3 separate regions of the Homo sapiens genome follow, and regions 1 and 3 are each linked to region 2. The links are chromatin loops, found by intact Hi-C in ENCODE. Cell type or tissue: PC-3. All regions are shown on one strand.

Region 1 (2,500 bases), 470 kb before region 2:
AAGATGGGTGATACCACCAAGTAACACCAAAACTCCTCTCTCATTCTTACAGAACCACCAAGAGATGGGAAACAAAGTGCAAAAGAATATAGCATGGATACTGACATTTCAACACAGTGACTCTGACGTTTATGCTTAGGGGCTCTGACAGGTTGGCATAGGGTAGAAAGGAGCAGAGGAGGAGGCCAGTGGGAGGAGAAGGAAGGCCAAGTGAGAGGATGGCCTCCTCTGCGGTCTTCACTCGATTCTCTTTACCTCACTCCACTCTCCCCCATTAATTCCCACCTATACATCCAAGGAAGAGAGTGATAAAAAGGGTAATGAGGATGAGTCAAGTTCAAAGGTATTTTATTGGCCACATTCTTTTTTTGGGTGTTCATGTCCTGGGAATTTCTCTTTTGTACCTCTGGTGTGCGAAAAGCACACTTATACCACCTATGCTCCAGATTTTAAAGAGAGGCTCATTTCTCTCTCCTTTCGTTGGCATGGTTTTCCTTGGATTCATCTTTTCTTGCTGTCACAAAGTTAAAATAACAAAGCCTGAGAAAGAGGTATAAACTTAGGGGGAAAGTACCAAGACGGTCACTTGGACATTTTATTATTATTATTATTATTATTATTATTATTATTATTATTATTATTATTTTAAGGGTCTTGCTATGTTTCCCAGGCTGGTCTCGAAATCCTGGCCTCAAGTGATCCTCCCACTTAGCCTCCCCAAACACTAAGATTACAGCCATGAGCCAAGACACCTAGCCAGGGCCTAGTTTTAGCATTAATTTTGCCTTTAGATTAGACAAAAAGAATCTTTCAGTGGTTATCCCTAGCTTCGCAATGGCCTAGGGTAGTATTTGAAGCCAAAACATTCTTATAAAATGCATGCATTTGCCTGGCCCTGTCCTCTGAGCATGATGTCTCCCTTGTGGCACTCATGGACAAGGGCAAAGCTCTGGCAAGGCAGGATTTGGGTGTTCAGAACCTTGAGCCCAAGCCCAATACTACCCCCAACCCCAAATACCATGTCTTCCAATTCAAATAACATGGGTGATAATGGGCCTGCCATTCTAAAATCATGTCTGGCTAATGGCTTGGCAGGTGAATAATCTGCTATGAGCCTACCTGAGCAGTGGCTGCTCTTGGGACCAGAAGATGCAAACACACACAGCTGTGAGGAAGCCCCAGCTCTTGGGAACTGTTGCTGCAATCTCCAGGTCTACTGGCCTTGCTTCACTGTTTTCTGATGTCTCCATCAGCCCCATCCTGATGATCTCCTGGTACTCCCCGACTTTAAGGAGACCTGTTTGCTATGGAAGCTCTAGGAAATGCATAATGGTATGAGGTGATGGCTTCCAATAATGGGCCTTCGCATTCTGAAGATGATGTGGTTGAAATGTGAATGGTTCAGTCTGCTTGGGAGATGATCTTTCCAAGACAAGCTCCTGAACTGATGCTGCCTTATCTTCTTACATGTGTTCCTTTGTTCCCAAGTCACTTACTGGGACTTCAGATGCCATCTCAGGTCCTCTGCTTCCCTCTTCTGGTCAATTGAAGGGAATCTTTATAGCCATTTAGAGCTCAGGGGAAGAATTAATATATGATGCTACCTAGTATAGAACCAAATAATAATCTCCTAGTGATCACTTTTCAATTCACAAAAAGCTACACCCAGGAAATAGGGTAATTAAATATAACATTATTACCTATTAAATATGCTCACACTAAGGCAGTCATAACATCTATTCTACTGTACAGAACCAGAGGGAAGATGTTGAGCCAGCAGTTCTACATGTGATATCACTGTGTGTTTTTGTAGAAAGGGTTCTTTGGTTAAATGTATTTGGAAAATCTTAGGGTAAAATAAGTTACACAGGTTTCTTTACTAAAAAATTGCTCAGGGCCTTTAAATTTATAACGTGAATTGTTAATCTCCCAGGGGGATATGGTATATAATTTTTGATCGATGACTCCTTGATTGGAGAGAATTCCAAGGATTAGCATTCCATTCTGTAGAATATTCTGGGGGAAATGTGACACTAGACATTGAAAAGGTGAACTTAAAAAAGAAAGATCTTCACATTTTGAAATGGCAAGTGTCATCTCACCTAAGCCAACAGCAGGTCCGCAAAGCAAATGACCATTAGTACCTCTTGAGTTGATATCAGCCTCAAGTTTTTTTAAACCACAAAGCTTAGAGTTGGGAAAAGGACCCTAAAGGCCCTAAAGGTCCTTTGCAGACCAATCCCTCCATTTTGTAGATAAGATGACTGAGACTTAGAGAGCTATATAGTCTCAAAACCCAGTGAAGAAATATAATTTTACCATGTATTGGTGGGAATCCAGGATACACCACTGTTTAGCTGAGAGGAGCTGTCCATCACAAAAAGCCTGCATTTTGACATATTCGATAAGCAGGTTTTTTTTTTAGTTTAAGCCAGGTGTGGTGGCTCACACCTGTAATCCCAGCACTTTGGGAGGCCGAGGTGGGTGGATCACCTGAGGT
Region 2 (2,500 bases):
GGCAATGGCCCATGCTGCCCCTCACAGGAGTGAGCTCTCCATCACAAATGCTAGAGGAAGACTTCCTTGATCAGCCTAGCTCAATCCAGTAGCACCTTCTAACTAAGATTTTTCAATATAACAGTGATTTATTGGAGCTTTCAGTATTTGCATTGCCTTACACTAACCCAGTGGAGCACACAGATAAATTGAAGCTACAGCATGGATTGAATCATCCAGTTCTGAAGCAAGAGCTGTTGACCACTTGGCCACTCCTAGGCCCCTCTGATTCAGAGATTACAACGACTTAACTCAGGAGTCCTTCAGAGGTGATGGTCAAGCCAGCCAGCTCCTTAGTCACCTTCCCATGTCTCCTTTGGGGGAAAGCCAGGAAAGGCCACTTCTTTCCAACTTCTAAAGCAATATTCGTCTTTGAACCCTATTATTATAATTCAACTCAACTTCATTAGCGAGTCAAACACCCTTTGAATGCACTGTCCCCCTGGCTGCCTTGTGATAGGAAACACAGCTCCTGCCCTCAAGAAACTCAGTCCTTCCCCAGGCATTTAGCTTTTCTGGAAACTGGAGATAAATAGAAGAAGAACTGATACGACAACCAAGGTGGTGCTTAAAAAACTTGTTTACAGAGCCCTCAGATTCTAAGGGGGGGCTTCCCTAACCAACCAGGGGATGGAGGTAGGAGCAGTATAGACTCCAGGCCTTCCCACCCAGCTTCAAATCAAGTAGCTCTACTTTTATTCATTTTATATATTTAGGTTGTCATAGGTTTTTGTTTGAACCAAGAGACTCACAGCTAAGAGATGCTTAAAACCCCACCAAAGTAATATTTGCTGATCAAAATCAAGAAAAGCATAACTCAATACTGAGTTACCAAAAAAAAAAGGAGATCGAAAGTCATTGCAAAGGGGTTAATTTGATCTTCTCAAGCTCTATTCATGAACTCATTCATCCGGAAGACAAATACATAGCAGCAGGCACTGTGCCAGTCCCATGTCGGGCACTGGGGAGACAGAGGTGAAGGAAACTTGATGTCTGCTCTCCAGAACTTCACAGGGAGACAGACAGGGGAATGATAGCTCTCTAGAGTGGTGTCCTGATCAAGGTGTGGATTAAGGACGGCGGGGAGACAGAGGTGACAAGGATTCGCCCTGAGAAGTGGGGAGAGAGGCTTTGTCAGGGAGAGCTTCACCAGGGTCTTAAAGGATGCCTACGGTCAGCCGGAGAGGGAGGAGGAGGGGCGTGCACCGATTCCCACGGCTGCAGCAGGGGGCGCGGAAGGGTAAATGCGTTTACTGGGCGAGGGAAGTCGCGGCTTTCTCCTCAGGCTGAACCTGGGCATCTGTCTCTGAGGCTAAAGCGCTTCAGAGCCCTCATGTCTGTCAGGGGCTCCCGCACCGTGTCTTTCTGAGTACTGCCACCTAGTGGCCACTCTCAATTCCCACATTTCCCTGGACAGCCTGGAGTCATTTGTCTTCCCACTGATTTGAGGGTTAAGCAAACAGTGAGCACACACAGTGGATAAGTGACTTCTCCGGTAGCACACAGTTTGTGAGGCTGGGGCTGGAACAGAACCTAGCTCTTGTGATCCCAGGACCAGGTCTGGTATGGGCCGGTTTGCCCCCGTCCACACTCGCTCTGGCAGGTTGAGGCTGAAGGTCAAGTCGATAGATGACTACTCTGGAGCGCACTTCAAATCCTCTTCCCAGGCTTCAGAGGGGTAGGGACACTTTAAGAGAGAAGGAATGTGGGAGTAAGTGGATGAGCTAGAGAGAAAAGAAGATATATATTGTTTTCCCCACCTCACTCTCACCAGTCCAGCCTTCAAACCTATCTCAGCAATGAGAAAAGGGGGCTAATGATGTTCTGGGACTGGATAGAGACCATCGCTTCAGGCATTAGGTTGCCACCATGTCGACAGGAGAGGGGAGGGGCTCTCAGCCATCTTTTTTTCTGAGGAATGGCTGGGGGTGGGGGAGTCCCATGGCCACAGTCAAAGAATAATAGCAGGGTCCCAGGGACAGGACTAGAAGTTTCTGAAAACACCTGTCAGTTGCTGAAGGTTAAAAAAAAAAAAAAAAAAAAAAGCTGGACCATACCAGACCTAGTCCTATTTGAATCATATTTAAATATGATTCTCTGCTCAAGATGACAATTTGCATGCAACATGTTTCAGAAGCCCATCTGGTGTTACAAAATCCACTGTGGTTTCAACCTGTCCTTTCAATCAACCATCCTGGTTGGATTATAAAGACTTTACAATAAAAATCATAGGAATAATAAGGATAATAGAATTGACACAGTAGAAAAAACAAAACGAGGAACCAGATAGTAAAGGAGGTGGCAGAAAAATCTATATATTGAACAACACAACTTTTGGCCGAGGAGGACTATAAAACTGAGCCTAATCTTTGGTCTTAGCATCCCATCAGCCTGGGAGGGAAAATAATGCCCTGAATGAGCACCAGGCATCCCATTCAGGTCCCATCAGGTAGGTATCTTC
Region 3 (2,500 bases), 53 kb after region 2:
CCAGTTGTTAATCATAATTATGTAAGAATAGTGTAGGGCCCAGTAGAGTCTAGTGAACATTACCAAGGATCCAGACATGGTGCTGGAGGAACTGGATCATTGCCGTTCCATACAGTGAGATGGTGGTCTAATTTGCTGAGAGGCCACAGAGCATCTAGAAAGGTGACAGATAGGAATTTTGAGGCTTGTTTTTTTACCTTAAGGACATAACCTTAAACGTTAGCACGATATAGACAAATATCTCTCAGCTAATAGAAGGTCAAGTCAGGCCAGGGTTAGGTGGACCCATAGCCCATGTCAGGAGCATTAGGAAGAGAAAAGAATGATTCCACCGTGAAGCAACACCAGGAATGTACCTTCCCAGGCAGAGTCCGAGTTCTCATGGAGGGCAGCTATCACCTGTGCTGCTAGGCTTCTGGTAGGGCCTGAAGTCTTGGGCACCATAGGTACATCTGCATGTGCCACAAGTCAAAAAAGACAGAGACATACTTTCTTCCAACCCCCATAACTCTCTCTTAAGCCTCTAGCCCAGTGTATATGTAGCTCCTCTGCCTACAACTCCTTCCCTGTCCTAGATCTTTTTTCCTGGCTCCTACTTGTCTTTTAAAATTCATCTTGATGTTACTTCTCCAGGAAGCTTTCCTAAACCATCACTTCCAAATCCAAGTTCCCACAGCACCCTGGGCTCTATGACTATGTTATGTGTTATTTTTGTCTCTCTCCTACCTAGCCTGAAGCCTCCTCTAAAGTCAAGACACTTTCTTGTTCACTCTGTCCACATAGGAGCTGCTCAACATGCTCTTTGAATAATTGAATAAATGAATGGCATCCTAGGATTATCTGAGGAGCATCAGCAATAGTAGCAGACATGTTCTAAAGATAGTATGTCATCAAAGAGGAGCAGTAAGCTTTCTCCCTGGGACTCCAAGACCAACAGTTTTCATCCAGGTCAAGGACGAGAAAGAGACTGGAGCCCCACGATGGCTTAGAGACCATCATGATATTAGAATGAATCGCAGAGTACTGTAGTAGTTCAGAGGCAACTTCCAGAGCAATGATGATGAAGAACATGTTTTAAGTTATGATCTGGCCTCCACAGAGCACTGGGAGGGGACCCTTGAGACATCTGAGTACTACCGCGCCTCAGAGATGTTTCCAGAGCAAGACCAATAGGAGCCCCAGTTAATCTGTGTTCTGTTGCCAGGTACGGGGCAACGTCCAACCAACCATGGGGATAGTCAGGGTGGTGGTGGTAGTGGGGGGGCACGGGTTTGAAGTAAAGAAGAAATGGGCAGAATCTGGCACTATTTTGAGTCTGTCAAATCGCCATACATGAGGTAAAACACATAATTCTTGGAAGTGTAGGTAATATATGATGTCTCAATATATGACAGACTAGTAATAGTGGATATTGCATCCTTATTATTATGATTAATAATATTATTATTAATTAATGATCCTCAAATTAATTAATTAATCCTCAAATTAAAATTATCCTAACATTACATGGCCAATTATTTGTGGGTGGAGGGGTTGACTACTCATGACTCAAGTAGTTTTATTGTTAGATGAAAAGGATGCAGAGCGAGTGGAAGCCATGAACTCTATCCTGGGTTTGATCAGCAAAGGGCTGCAGGAAACTTGCATTTTACCAATATGTTCCCCTTTAGAGAAAAGCTACAGAGATTTGTATTAATGGATTCCTGGTCAGCTTCCATTACACTTTTGTTTCTGTTCCTGTACCACCAAGAAGCCCTCGCTGAGCTGAGTGGTGAGAAAATTAAAGGGATTTTGTATAGGGAAGTATTGCCCTGCTTCAACCAGCAGATAAGTGCTCCACCCCTTGCTCTCTCTCCTGAAGCAGGAATACACTCTTCACTATGGGGGTGACTGATCTGCTTTGTGGGTGCAAGATAGCAGTCATGTCTCCTTTTGTTACTCTTCTCTCCTTTGTATGGCCCCCACAATTGTCTTTCAAAGGTTCAAGAAACTTCTGAAGAAAACACCCAAGAACCACTTCTGCATACCAGAACCATGGCAGCCTGGTCTGGGTGACAGCCAAAAAACTTTTTCTGTAAATAGCTGGAGAGTGAATATTTTATGCTTTTTGCAGGCCATGAGGTTTCTATCACAGCTACTCAACTCGGGCTTGTAGCAGAAAAGCAGCCATAGACACTATGTAAATGAATGGATGTGACTGTGTTTCAGTAAAAGTTTACTGGGCCATAGTTTGCTGACCCTTGAGTTAGATCAACAAAAGGCTCTCTTTACTGGAAGGTACTTCCATATTACAGCAGGTTACCAGAGTGTTCTGGGCTCCTCTGGTGAACTGTGTTGAGGATGGTTGGCCTGGAAGGCAGTAGGTCAGCAGCAGGTCAACAGCCATACCCTGACTGCTGCTGTCAAGGCCACTCTGCTGCAGGGAGCAGAGAGGAGGGACTGATCAGGGTAGTGAGGGGAAGGGGGAAAGGAAAGTTAAAATGCATGGTAAGAAAAGGGA

Evidence for each region. Hi-C counts contacts between places; a loop is a spot of excess contacts. Peaks named below come from ENCODE experiments on the same cell type or tissue, not always from the same donor. Only the 100,000 strongest peaks of a DNase experiment are listed, where the experiment ranks them.
Region 1: a loop joins it to region 2, with 4 times the contacts of the local background. A loop is called at or near these places in 2 of 110 quality-filtered maps.
Region 3: it touches region 2 in a loop (4-fold over the local background); 2 of 110 quality-filtered maps call a loop at or near these places.

What each region holds. Positions count from the first base shown.
Region 1 is chr1:117,283,264-117,285,763 of GRCh38, forward strand. No RefSeq gene overlaps it. Among named protein-coding and RNA genes, the nearest start is that of LINC01525, 11 kb to the right of the region's middle. In PC-3, a CTCF peak has its summit at 1,526 (motif pointing left); a DNase peak (open chromatin) is centred at 1,518.
Region 2 is chr1:117,757,611-117,760,110 of GRCh38, forward strand. No RefSeq gene overlaps it. Among named protein-coding and RNA genes, the nearest start is that of TENT5C, 150 kb to the left of the region's middle. In PC-3, a CTCF peak has its summit at 1,424 (motif pointing left); DNase peaks (open chromatin) are centred at 271, 981 and 1,421; H3K4me3 peaks cover 1,018 bases; H3K27ac peaks cover 1,039 bases.
Region 3 is chr1:117,810,987-117,813,486 of GRCh38, forward strand. No RefSeq gene overlaps it. Among named protein-coding and RNA genes, the nearest start is that of GDAP2, 120 kb to the right of the region's middle. In PC-3, no CTCF peak of the experiment used is centred here; no DNase peak of the experiment used is centred here.